Regions from separate parts of the Homo sapiens genome. Here region 2 is linked to region 1. Evidence: chromatin contacts called from ENCODE Hi-C data. All regions are on one chromosome and are shown on one strand. Each heading gives the region's core, a stretch centred on a gene start or an enhancer-like site at or near the end of the contact. The rest is flanking DNA. Distances are from core to core; before and after follow the strand shown.

What was found. A loop is a pair of places that touch in the nucleus more often than their neighbours do. Pooled maps may share reads with other maps.
Region 2: a pooled map shows a loop between it and region 1 (3-fold over the local background). The contact joins the promoter of FAM53C here to the promoter of C5orf24 in region 1. A Hi-C loop is called at or near these places in 7 of 50 pooled maps.

The regions. Positions count from the first base shown.
Region 1 is chr5:134,843,232-134,848,622 of GRCh38, reverse strand. C5orf24 (chromosome 5 open reading frame 24) reads right to left here and starts at 2,655. Exons shown (of 2, transcript NM_001135586.1): 1 at 2,411-2,655. RefSeq lists silencers at 2,230-2,279, 2,310-2,689 and an enhancer at 2,209-2,944.
Region 2 is chr5:138,335,095-138,340,107 of GRCh38, reverse strand. FAM53C (family with sequence similarity 53 member C) reads right to left here and starts at 1,842. Exons shown (of 5, transcript NM_016605.3): 1 at 1,801-1,842. LOC100128966 (a long non-coding RNA gene) reads right to left here. Exons shown (of 4, transcript NR_146628.1): 3 at 4,623-4,723; 4 at 2,962-3,234. It also overlaps a transcript of CDC25C not described here. RefSeq lists silencers at 1,393-1,482, 1,533-1,882 and enhancers at 1,963-2,442, 2,613-2,692.

The DNA of each region.
Region 1 (5,391 bases), core at 1,406-3,905:
ATGGCGCGATCTTGGCTTACCGCAACCTCCACCTCCCGGGTTCAAGCAATTCTCCTGCCTCAGCCTCCTGAGTAGCTGGGATTACAGGCACGTATGCTAGGCTAATTTTTATACTTTTTTTTTTTTTTAGTAGAAACGAGGTTTCACCATGTTGGCCAGGCTGGTCTCAAACTCCCGAGTTCAGGTGATTCGCCTGCCTTGGCCTCCCAAAGTGCCGGGATTACAGGCGTGAGCCACCACGCCGGGCGGAAAGACCCTTTCATTGAAAGTATGCAAGCGACATTTGTTTTTTGTTTTGTTTTGTTTTGTTTTGATATGGAGTCTTGCTCTGTCGCCCAGGCTGGAGAACAGTGGCCCGATCTTGGCTCACTGCAAGCTACGCCTCCCAGGTTCTCGCCATTCTCCTGCCTCAGCTTCCCGAGTAGCTGGGACTACAGGCGCCAGCCACCACGCCTGGCTAATTTTTCGTATTTTTAGTAGAGACGGGTTTCACCATGTTAGCCAGGATGGTCTCGATCTCCTGACCTCGTGATCCGCCTGCCTTGGCCTCCCTAAGTGCTGGGATTACAGGCCACAGCCACCGCGACCGGTCCCAAGCCACATTTCTTAAGAGTCAGAATGGTCCGGCGCGGTGGCTCAGGCCTGTAATCCCAGAAATTTTGGAAGCCCAGGTGGGCAGATCAGTTGAGGTCGGGAGTTCCAGAGTAGCCTGGCCTGGATAACACAGCGAAACCCTCTCTCTAAAAATCCAAAAAATTAGTCAGGCATGGTGGCGGGTGCCTGTAACTCCAGCTACTCCAGAGGCTGAGGCAGGAGAATCGCTTGAACCCAAAGGCGGAGGTTGCAGTGAGCCGAGTTCGTGCCACTGTACTCCAGCCTAGGAAACAGACTCCATCTCAGGAAAAAAAAAAAAAAAATAGGATGAATACTACATTTCCAGACAGCGTGGACTGAATAGAAGCCAAGAGTTATAGAACAGGTTGTGTAGACTATCAAAGGTTAAAGATCATCTTTTTAAATAGTTACTGAAGCCGGGTGCAGTGGCTCACGCCTGTAATCCCAGCACTTTGGGAGGTTGAGAAGGGTGGATCACGAGGTCAGCAGTTCGAGACCAGCCTGGTCAACATGGTTAAACACCATCTTTACTAAAAATACAAAAATTAGCTGGGTGTGGTGGCGCATGCCTATAATCCCAGCTACTTGGGAGGCTGAGGCAGGAGAATTGCTTGAACCCGGGAGGCAGAGGTTGCAGTGAGCCGCGATCGCGCCACTGTACTCCAGCCTGGGGGACAGAGTGAGACTCCGTTTCAAAAAAAACAAAACAAACAAAAACAACCAATAAATAGTTCCCTGAATGTACAGGAGTCAACTAAGAGCTTCTATATATTTGGACTGTGACTAAATTCGAATACTTAAAGCATAAGCTAAAACTTACCATCCTTGAAGTTGTTTTATTGTGTTTAACTCCTAAAGTTTAACCCCTAAAATGAGCCGTTCTTTATAGAACAATTCCTTTCTCTTCTCTTGAATGTGGCAGTCATTACTGCCAACATAAAGAAATGTAACTATTTTTAGTAACTTCACAAAGCATCCCTGAAGCTTTCTAAACATGGAGAAAGCTTCCTTTCAAGAAACCCAAGTTCTGTTCTCCAAAGATCAAAGATCACGTAATTCTCAGAGATTTATTTCAGGTCATTTGACTAACTATTATGTATAATCATATACGTTTCATAATTCTAAATGAAGATTTGCAACTCACCTCAATCACTCTGAAAGTCCATTCAGCAGAGGCCAATAGCCACGCACCCTGCCCCACCACGGAAAGTTTTGATAATAGGACGGCACATAAATAACGGCCTCCTTTGTCTTCTTCCTGCTCCTTAACTGTGCCCCACGGTGCACAAATAAGGACTCTCCTTATTTTGACACGAGGCGTTTAGAATGTATTACCTGTTGTGTGCTGAAAGCGACTATTAGCGTATTGGCAATAACAAGTTTGCAGAAGATGCACGCCACCCTAGAGAAAGGGTTGTGTACCCTCTAAAAAGCAAAATTCATAAGCCGCTATCCGTCCACTCGGAGTTCCGCAAGCGTAGAAGTCCACGGGCACTCCATCGCGACGCCGATCTCGAGCCGGCAGGCTTTTATTTAAAGGCGAAGGGCGGACTGCGGATTCTGACCTCTCAAAGAAAAGAAAGGGGGCTCCCTCCCCCCGCCGCAGGAGGAATGTCCCCCCGTAATGGCTCCACACCGGGGAAGAGCAGGCTACGTCCGGGGCCCCTCCTCTCACTCCGGCTACACTAGGGCCCCTTGGCAGGAGGCCTCTTCTCCCCGGTCAGCGAGGCGCCCGTTCTCGCCGCCGCCCTACCCCGCTCCCGGCCGGCTGACCAGCCCGCGCACCCCTACCTACCTCAGCCGCTCGTAGCCCGGCCCCTCGGCGCGTCTAGGGGCTTCCCAGCGGCTGGGAACCTCGTGCTGGCGCCGCTCCCTCCCCAGCCCGCCGCCTCTGCACGGTGCGGAGAACGGGCCAAGACGGAGTGGCAGGCAGCGAGGGCGGCGGCGAGGCAGGCGCTGGCTCCCAGCACCCGCCGCGGCCGCCGCGCACGGTCCTGCCCCGGACGCAGTACGAAGAGGCCGCTACCACCCTGTAGTGTTAGAGGCGGCGTGCGCGAGCTCGCGAGGGCCGCGCACGCACACGCTCACTCGCATCGCGAGACCCGATCTCCCGCCGCCAACCTGCACGCAAGCTTTGGGAGGGAGCCAGGCTGGCAGGCTGCGCTTGCGCGTCGTGGCCTTAAGCCTGAGCTGCTGGTGATCCGGCGTGGACCGTCCCCAGTGGCTGGGGTTGAGGAACCCACCAAATGGGGAATTAATAACTTCCTTACTTGTATTGGTTTTCACCACAATTCTGAGATGCTGGAACTCCTGCTGACCCCATTTCTTAGATACAGGACAAATAAATGATAGTCAGGGGAGTTGGGACTCTTCATGCCCAGGATCATGTGATAATGAAAAGCTTTATTTTATGGGACATCCTATGATCCACGCAGATTACAGGCGTAAGCCACCACGCCCCAGGAATTGTCGCATTCATTATTCCATAATCACAGGAAAGGATGGAACAACAAACTACCGCTATTATGTTTTTCTTGTGAGATATCTGACATATCAGTCACCTCACACAAACCCACTTAGAAGGGATTCATTTCCTCACTCCTTCCTCCTGTGAATTTCCAGATGTCAGAATGGAGAGGATCCAGAATTAGGGCAGCTACTGAAAGGGAGACACTTTATTAAGCAGTGGGAAGAGGCTAGAGGAGGATGCTTGCCCTTTTCCCCCATGTAATGAAGGATATTTGAGGATGGACAATTCATAGAACTGAGTTCTACCATAAGCACAGCCCTGAGCCAGGTACTGCCCTGCCAGTAGGAAAGAAAGGAGGAGAAACAACTTTTCTGGACAAACACACAAGCCAGGACACAACACACGAAACAAGCAAGCCCATTCATTCAAACTACTGAGGGACTGGAGACAGATAAGCCATGTGAACAGTTGATCAAACCTACACCAATAAAAACTCTGGACAGCCTGGGTGCGGTGGCTCACGCCTGTAATCCCAGCACTTTGGGAGGCCGAGGCGGGCAGATCACGAGGTCAGGAGTTCGAAACAAGCCTGACTAACATGGTGAAACCCCTTCTCTACTAAAAATACGAAAATTAGTTGGGCATGGTGGTGCGCACCTGTAATCCCAGCTACTCGGAAGGCTGAGGCAGGAGGATCGCTTGAACCCAGGAGGTGGAGGTTGCTGTGAGCCGAGATCGCACCACTGCACTCCAGCCTGGGACAGAACGAGACTCCGTCTCAAACAAACAAACAACAACAACAACAAAAAACTCTGGACACAAAGCTCAGGTGGAATTCCCTGGTTGGGAAGCTAGGATTTTTTTGGCAGACGGAGATTCATAACATGATTCTAAACATCATTCCAACTAGGTGGAGTGATTCACACCTGTAATCCCAGGACTTTGGGAGGCCAAAGCAGGAGGCCAGGAGTTTGAGACCAGCCTGGACAATATAGAGAGATTCTGTCTCTACAAAAAATAAAACAATTAGCTGGGTGTGGTGATGAGTACTTGTAGTGCCAGCTGCTACGGAGGCTGAGACAGAAGGAAGGACTGAGATAGGAGGAAGGAGACTGAGGCTTCCTTAAGCTGTGTTTGTGCCACTGCACTCCAGCCTGGGCAACAGAGTGAGACCCTGTCTCAAAAAAATAAAATGCTAAAAAAACAGGATTAATCATGCTAGTGTTATTTATATGTAAAAGGAAAATACCAATATAGAAAAGTTAAAATATGTACACAGATTTTAAGGCATATTAAGTAGCCTATCTAAAAACAAGTTTTTTTTCTAAGCAAGGTTTTTTTGCTCTTGAGGTGGAGCACTCCCATACCATATAATCACTATTCCAAATCTGTAACTCTAAACTCTTGTCTGAAATGGCATTTGTACATAAAAACATTTAAGAAAAAGAAATTTTCATTCTAAAAAAGTCAAGTAATTTGCAGGCCCAATGGAGGGGTAGCCAGAATAACAAAGAAGTCAGGCAGCCCTGAGTTTGAATGCCTTTCTGCCACTTGCCTCCCATGGTATTTTGGGCAAGTCATTGCTCCACCAAAAGTTTCCACATGTAAGAAATTAAGACAATGTCTTCCTTGTAGAGCTGTGAAATTAAATAAGGTAATAGGACTATTTAAATATCCATCAGTGGCCAGGCACAGTGACTCATGCCTATAATCCCAGCACTTTGGGAGGCCAAGGCGGGTGGATCCCCTGAAATCAGGAGTTCAAGACCAGCCTGGCCAACATGGTGAAACCCTGTCTCTACTAAAAATACAAAAAATTAGGCATGGTGGTGCATGTCGCTAAATCCCAGTTACTCGGGAGGCTGAGGCAAGAGAATCGCTTGAACCTGGGAGGCGGAGGTTGCAGTCAGTTGAGATCGTGCCACTGCACTCCAGTCTGGGTGACAGAATGAGACTGTCTCAAAAATAACTCAGCTTAGCTACTTGGTAGGCTGAGGCGGGAGGATCGCTTGAGCCTGGAAGGCAGGGATTACAGTGAGCCACGCCACTGCACTCCAGCCTGGATGACCAAGCGAGACCCTGTCCCAAAAGATATAAAGAAAAAAGAAAATATTCACCACTACTTAGATGTTCATTATACTATTCTATTTTCAAATATTTACCATTTTCCATAAAATATTTTAAGCTCATACAAGTTATATTGTTCTTGAAAATAACCAAATAATTCCAATAAAATCTTGAATAAGAATTCATGGGAATAAGGCCAGGCACGGTGGGTCATGCCTGCAATCCCAGGACTTTGGGAG
Region 2 (5,013 bases), core at 593-3,092, 3.5 Mb before region 1:
CACACAGACTACCATTTCTCGTTCCCGTTTGTGAATCTTCAAGGCCTCAGAATGTCAGAAGTAATGAAATCAATAAGATGAAGAAGGCAATAGGGTCCATCTCTCTGGCTGAATACCATCCTCCCTCACCTGCACACTAAGAAAAGCCCAAGAGGGCTCTTCCTTCTGTGACCTTGGGGGCAGATCACTCTACAAAAAAGAGGAATTATCTCTACCCCACTCACACCTTAGAAGGAGGGCACAAGGAAGAGCAAAGAGATAAACCTGGATGTACCTGGAGTTCTCTGGAAGAAAGGTGCAAGAGAAGTCAATCATCATTACAGTTAACTATCATTTTCATGCATAATTATTACCACCCTGAACAAAATTCTAGCTTCCGGGGAGCTCTCTTCAGCTGCTTCCCCTATATTCTTACGGGAGAAGCTAAAGCTTATATCACTTCTGCTCTTGGTTTCTTAACTCTGCTGCCCTCAAAGATCAACCAGAGAGGGAACCTAAGTGCAGGATTTTACCCTAGAGACCCCAGGCCTCAGGCTAACCAGCTATGAGGAGCAGGGAATGAAGCAAACTCTCCAGCTTTTCATGAGGCATTTGGACAAACAGCAAACTCCCAGCCACCTCTAGGATCAAGTCAAGACAGTGAATTTGTGTTTTTCTGCATTTTAATTGTTGGGATGTGGCCACACACAGTGGTAATTGGAACAATGCAACTACCACCACGCAACTGATACTCTCAGCCTGAGTTTCCTAAAACAGGCCAGGCTGCGAGGGGGAACAGAACGGAAGCCATAAGGAATCAAACCAGGACACAAAAGAAGGCAAACCAGCTCCGCGAGGGGCCTCCTCTTTCTCAAGCAGGCATTGAAAAAAGTGTAAGAAGCCCTCTCTTGCCGCCTTCCTTCCCCTTCCATTTTGTGTATCTGAAGGGTAGAGACAGCCCTGAATATTCACTAAACAAGTTAAAACTTCTCAGTTTAACAACTGGCACGGGGCTCAGCCCTTCACAGAGCAGCAGGCCGCTAGGCCCTCTCAGCAACCCCACCAGACCTAACTCTCAGTCCAGGCTTTCCCTCCACCAGCAGCCCCCAAAAATAAAGATCAGACCCCCACCCCATCTCCTATTGGATGGCAGTAACCCCTGACACTCCTGTTTCAGGGATGCTGAGGTTGTGCTGTACCAAGACAAGGTAGGATCAGGTCAGGCCAACAGGGAGGAGAGTCACAAACCCTTTGGGGACCTTCCCCTCAGGTCCCAGCCCCACACCTCCTGGGGAGACTGAAGAAAAACATGAGGAAGGCAGGGAGCTGCATGAACAGGTAGGTGGAGATCTGCCTGCTCTTCTTCCATATGGTTCTGGTGGGGAAAGGGGTGACAAGTGGGGAACACCCCTCCCCCCACCCCCATGAAGAAGCAAAAGGCTAGGCCCCTCCAATCTTCAACCTCTCCCTCTGTTGCCCTGCCTGTCCCCGCGGGGTGGGGCATGGGGCGTCCGCTGGTCCCCGGGGCGGGGGGGGGGGTGCGCCAGGGCTCGCTCAGGGGGGCTGTCGTTCGCCTCTTCCCACTAGGTTCCATCATCTGGCCGCGGGAAGCGAACTCAGGACGCAGGGGATGGGGAGGGTCTGGGACTTAGCACTCCGCCACCCCCTCCCCCACCGGGTCCCGTGCTCTCCCCGCAGAGGCGGCCAGCGAGGCCCGGCCGCGCGGGCGGTCGGGCTGGGGGAGGGGAAAGAGGGAAGGAGGGAGGGACGGTTGAGGTGCCCGCCCCGAGGCCCCAGCGCCACCTGCCCTCCACCACCTACCGCGGTTCCTCCAGCTCCCAGGGCCGCGGCCGGAGCAGCTCTGAGCGCTCGGTTCGCCCCACGGTGCCCTTAAAAGGCGCTGGCGCGAACCAACGAGTCCCTGAGGAGAGTAGGGGGACAGCTCCGGCTCGCAGAATCCCCCCAAGCCACCCATGGAGGGCGCAGCTCCGTGTCGTGTCTCTCTCAAAGTGTCTCTCGGACAGCGCTGTTGGGAACGAGCCTGGCGCTTTGATTTAGGGATGGGGGTGGTTTCCTCACTAACGAGTCACCCCCTCCAAAATATCGCAGAAAGTGGACGGCCCCAGTTGGAGGCACATCTTGAAACCCGCGGGGGAGGCCATGTCGGAAGAAGGTAAACAAAGGCATCGCCCCTGCCCTCCCTCCCTCCAACGGCCCAACTGCAGCCTCCCACTCGGTTCGGGCCGCGTCACGCAATTAGCCACAGTGCCCCTCACCTGCTCTGCTGCCCCGCCCTCCACGACCACCTCTTCGAAGGAATCCCCCTTCCCCCAGCAAAGGACCCGTCCGCGGCGTGAAGGCTGCTGGGAAGTGTGGTCCAAGCGCGGATTAGGGCCTGCTCGGAGTCCCAGGAGCCCCTCTTGCAGCTGCCGGATCGGCCTGAACCTTAAAAACCCAGGACTTATAATGGTTGCGGGGACGTTTCCACTTGGTTCTGTAATTTGCCCTCACCCAGAACACTTTGTAAAGCTCAGGATAGCCCAGGGCTGTTCACTCCCTCTCTTCTCTCTCCGCCCCCTCCCCCCCAGCAGGATGAGGTAATGGGATTGTGATTATGACATCATAGGCGGTTCAGTTGCTTGCGTTTGCCTGGGGGGAGGTGCGGGGAGGTGGGGAGAAGTGCGGTGGTTAGACTTTCCTTAAACAGAAAGGGAAGGAGGAAACAGGCAGATGGGGAAAAGATGTTGACGGCGCTATATTTCCACTTCAGGAAGACAAAACCACCTTTTATTAAGTCTCCACCACTACCACCACCTCCCACATGAGCCAAAATTTAAGTCTTTTTTAAAGAGATTGAATGTAGACGTTAGTGTGTGAAGAGGTTGGGTTGATGGTTTCTGGCTCTTATGTAAATTCGAGTCTCAGCTAGCATCACAGATGGTTTAGGGAGACAAGCAAAAAAGTGGATAAAGGAGAGGCTTTAAACAATGCGTTCGTGTTGTGATCTCTTTGTAATACAAAGTTTTCTATTTCTTTTTTTTAATTGATTGGAAAGTAGCAGTAATGCAAGTAATCTTCACTATTACACTTAGCAGCAAGTCCTCTGAAAGACATCTGTTTTCTGTAAATATTTTGTGCCTTACTCAAGACTGGGACAGGTAAATAGCTGTGATCAGCTGGAAAGTAGAGCCAGTGGCGGGGGTCGTCCTCACTGAGCCAGGGAGGGGAGGAGGCAGGAGCCACCAAGTCTACAAACTGAAAAAGAGTAGAGGAAAAATGAGGTACAGTACTAACTGAGAAAATAGGGGTGGAAAGATTTACCTTGCACTGCTTATTTCCCCTTGGCAAAAGGAGCAGAGTTAGGGGCCATGAAGTAGGGGACACATGGTTTCCAATAATTGCTCTTATGTACCAGACACCATGCTACATTTTTTTTTTTTTGTAAAAACAGGGTCTTGCTGTTGCTCAGGCTGGAGTGCACTGAGGCGATCACAGCTCACTGCAGCCTTGAACTTCTGGGCTCAAGCAATCCTTTCCATCTCAGCCTCCTGAATAGCTAGAACTACAGGGGTGTGCCACCATGCCCAGCATATTTATTTCTATTTTTGTAGAGAGAGGCGTCTTGCTATGTTGCCCAGGGTAGTCTCAAACTCCTGGCCTCAAACAATCTTCCCATCTTGGCCTCACAAAGTGCTGGGATTGGCGTGGTGTCTCACACCTGTAATCCTAGCACTTTGGGAGGCTGAGGCAGACGGATCACCTGAGGTCAGGAGTTCGAGACCAGCCTGGCAACAAAGTGAAACCCCGTCTCTACTAAAAAATACAAAAATTAGCTGGGCATTGTGGCGCCCATCTGTAATCCCAGCTACTCGGGAGGCTGAGGCAGGAGAATCGCTTGAACCGGGGAGGCAGAGATTGCAGTGAGCCGAGATTGTGCCACTGCACTCCAGCCTGGGCAACAGAATGAGACTCTGTCTCAAAAAAAAAAAAAAACAAATGAACAAAAAACGAAGTGCTGGGATTCCAGGTGTGAACCACCACACTTGACCTACATACTTTGATATATATTCTCATTTTTTCTTACAATCATCAAATGAAACAAAACCTTCTCTTTGACAAATGAAACAGCCCAAGAAGTTAAGTGACTGCCCACATGGTAGGCAAAGGTACTCTCAAAAAGCAGTCTAAAAGCCCTTGCTTTTCACCACTAAGCTGTTCACCTTTTTATTATTAATTAAATTAATAATTTAATTATTATGAATTAAATGGTTGAGTTAAAAGTAGGCATTGGCTCATTTGCAAAACATTGAAAGAAACTGAGACCCAAAACAAAACAAAAAAAACAAAACAAAAAAAAAAACCCTGCAAGTCAAGTTTCAGGCCTCATTTCAAAGGAAGGTTACATCCCCTTTCGTCATCTATAAAATGGCCTCCCAGTGCAGCCCAACACTCCTACCCATAATTAAATCTCCTTATTCCACTTTTAGTTCCCAAGGATTTTTTACTCATGTCCTGCTCTTTCCCTGCTGCCCCCTTTTTAGTCTTTTGTTCTTGAGCCACTGCTTTGAACTGCATCTTAATTATGCCCTCATGGGCCAAACCCCATCTGTGACCCTGCTCCAGTGGGTTTCAGCAAAGGATACTCTCCATCCATATTCTGAGGGCTCCAGGGCCTGGAGCCAGTCATCCAGGAGGTCATCCAAAGGAGTGGAATCCATTGGTTCTAAGACTCTTCATTCCCTGCCTAGGAAGGAACAGCCGAGTTGGAGGAACATGCACTCGATTCAGACCTTCCCTTTTCACCCAGTGAAAGCTAAACCTCTGCAAAGTGGGGAGAAGTAGGGCTAAGCCTACCAGTCATAAAAAGAACCAGGAATAGAAAACACACCCCTCAGCCCCTCTGCCCTGCAGAGGCTGGCTGGGAGGATCCCAGGAATGCAGGGCTCTTCTCCACTGCCTGATCTGGGCATCCCAGGAGTGATGGCTGTACCTCCTGTTCTTGTTTGGTGTTTCAGGGTGAAGCCCGGGCTGTCA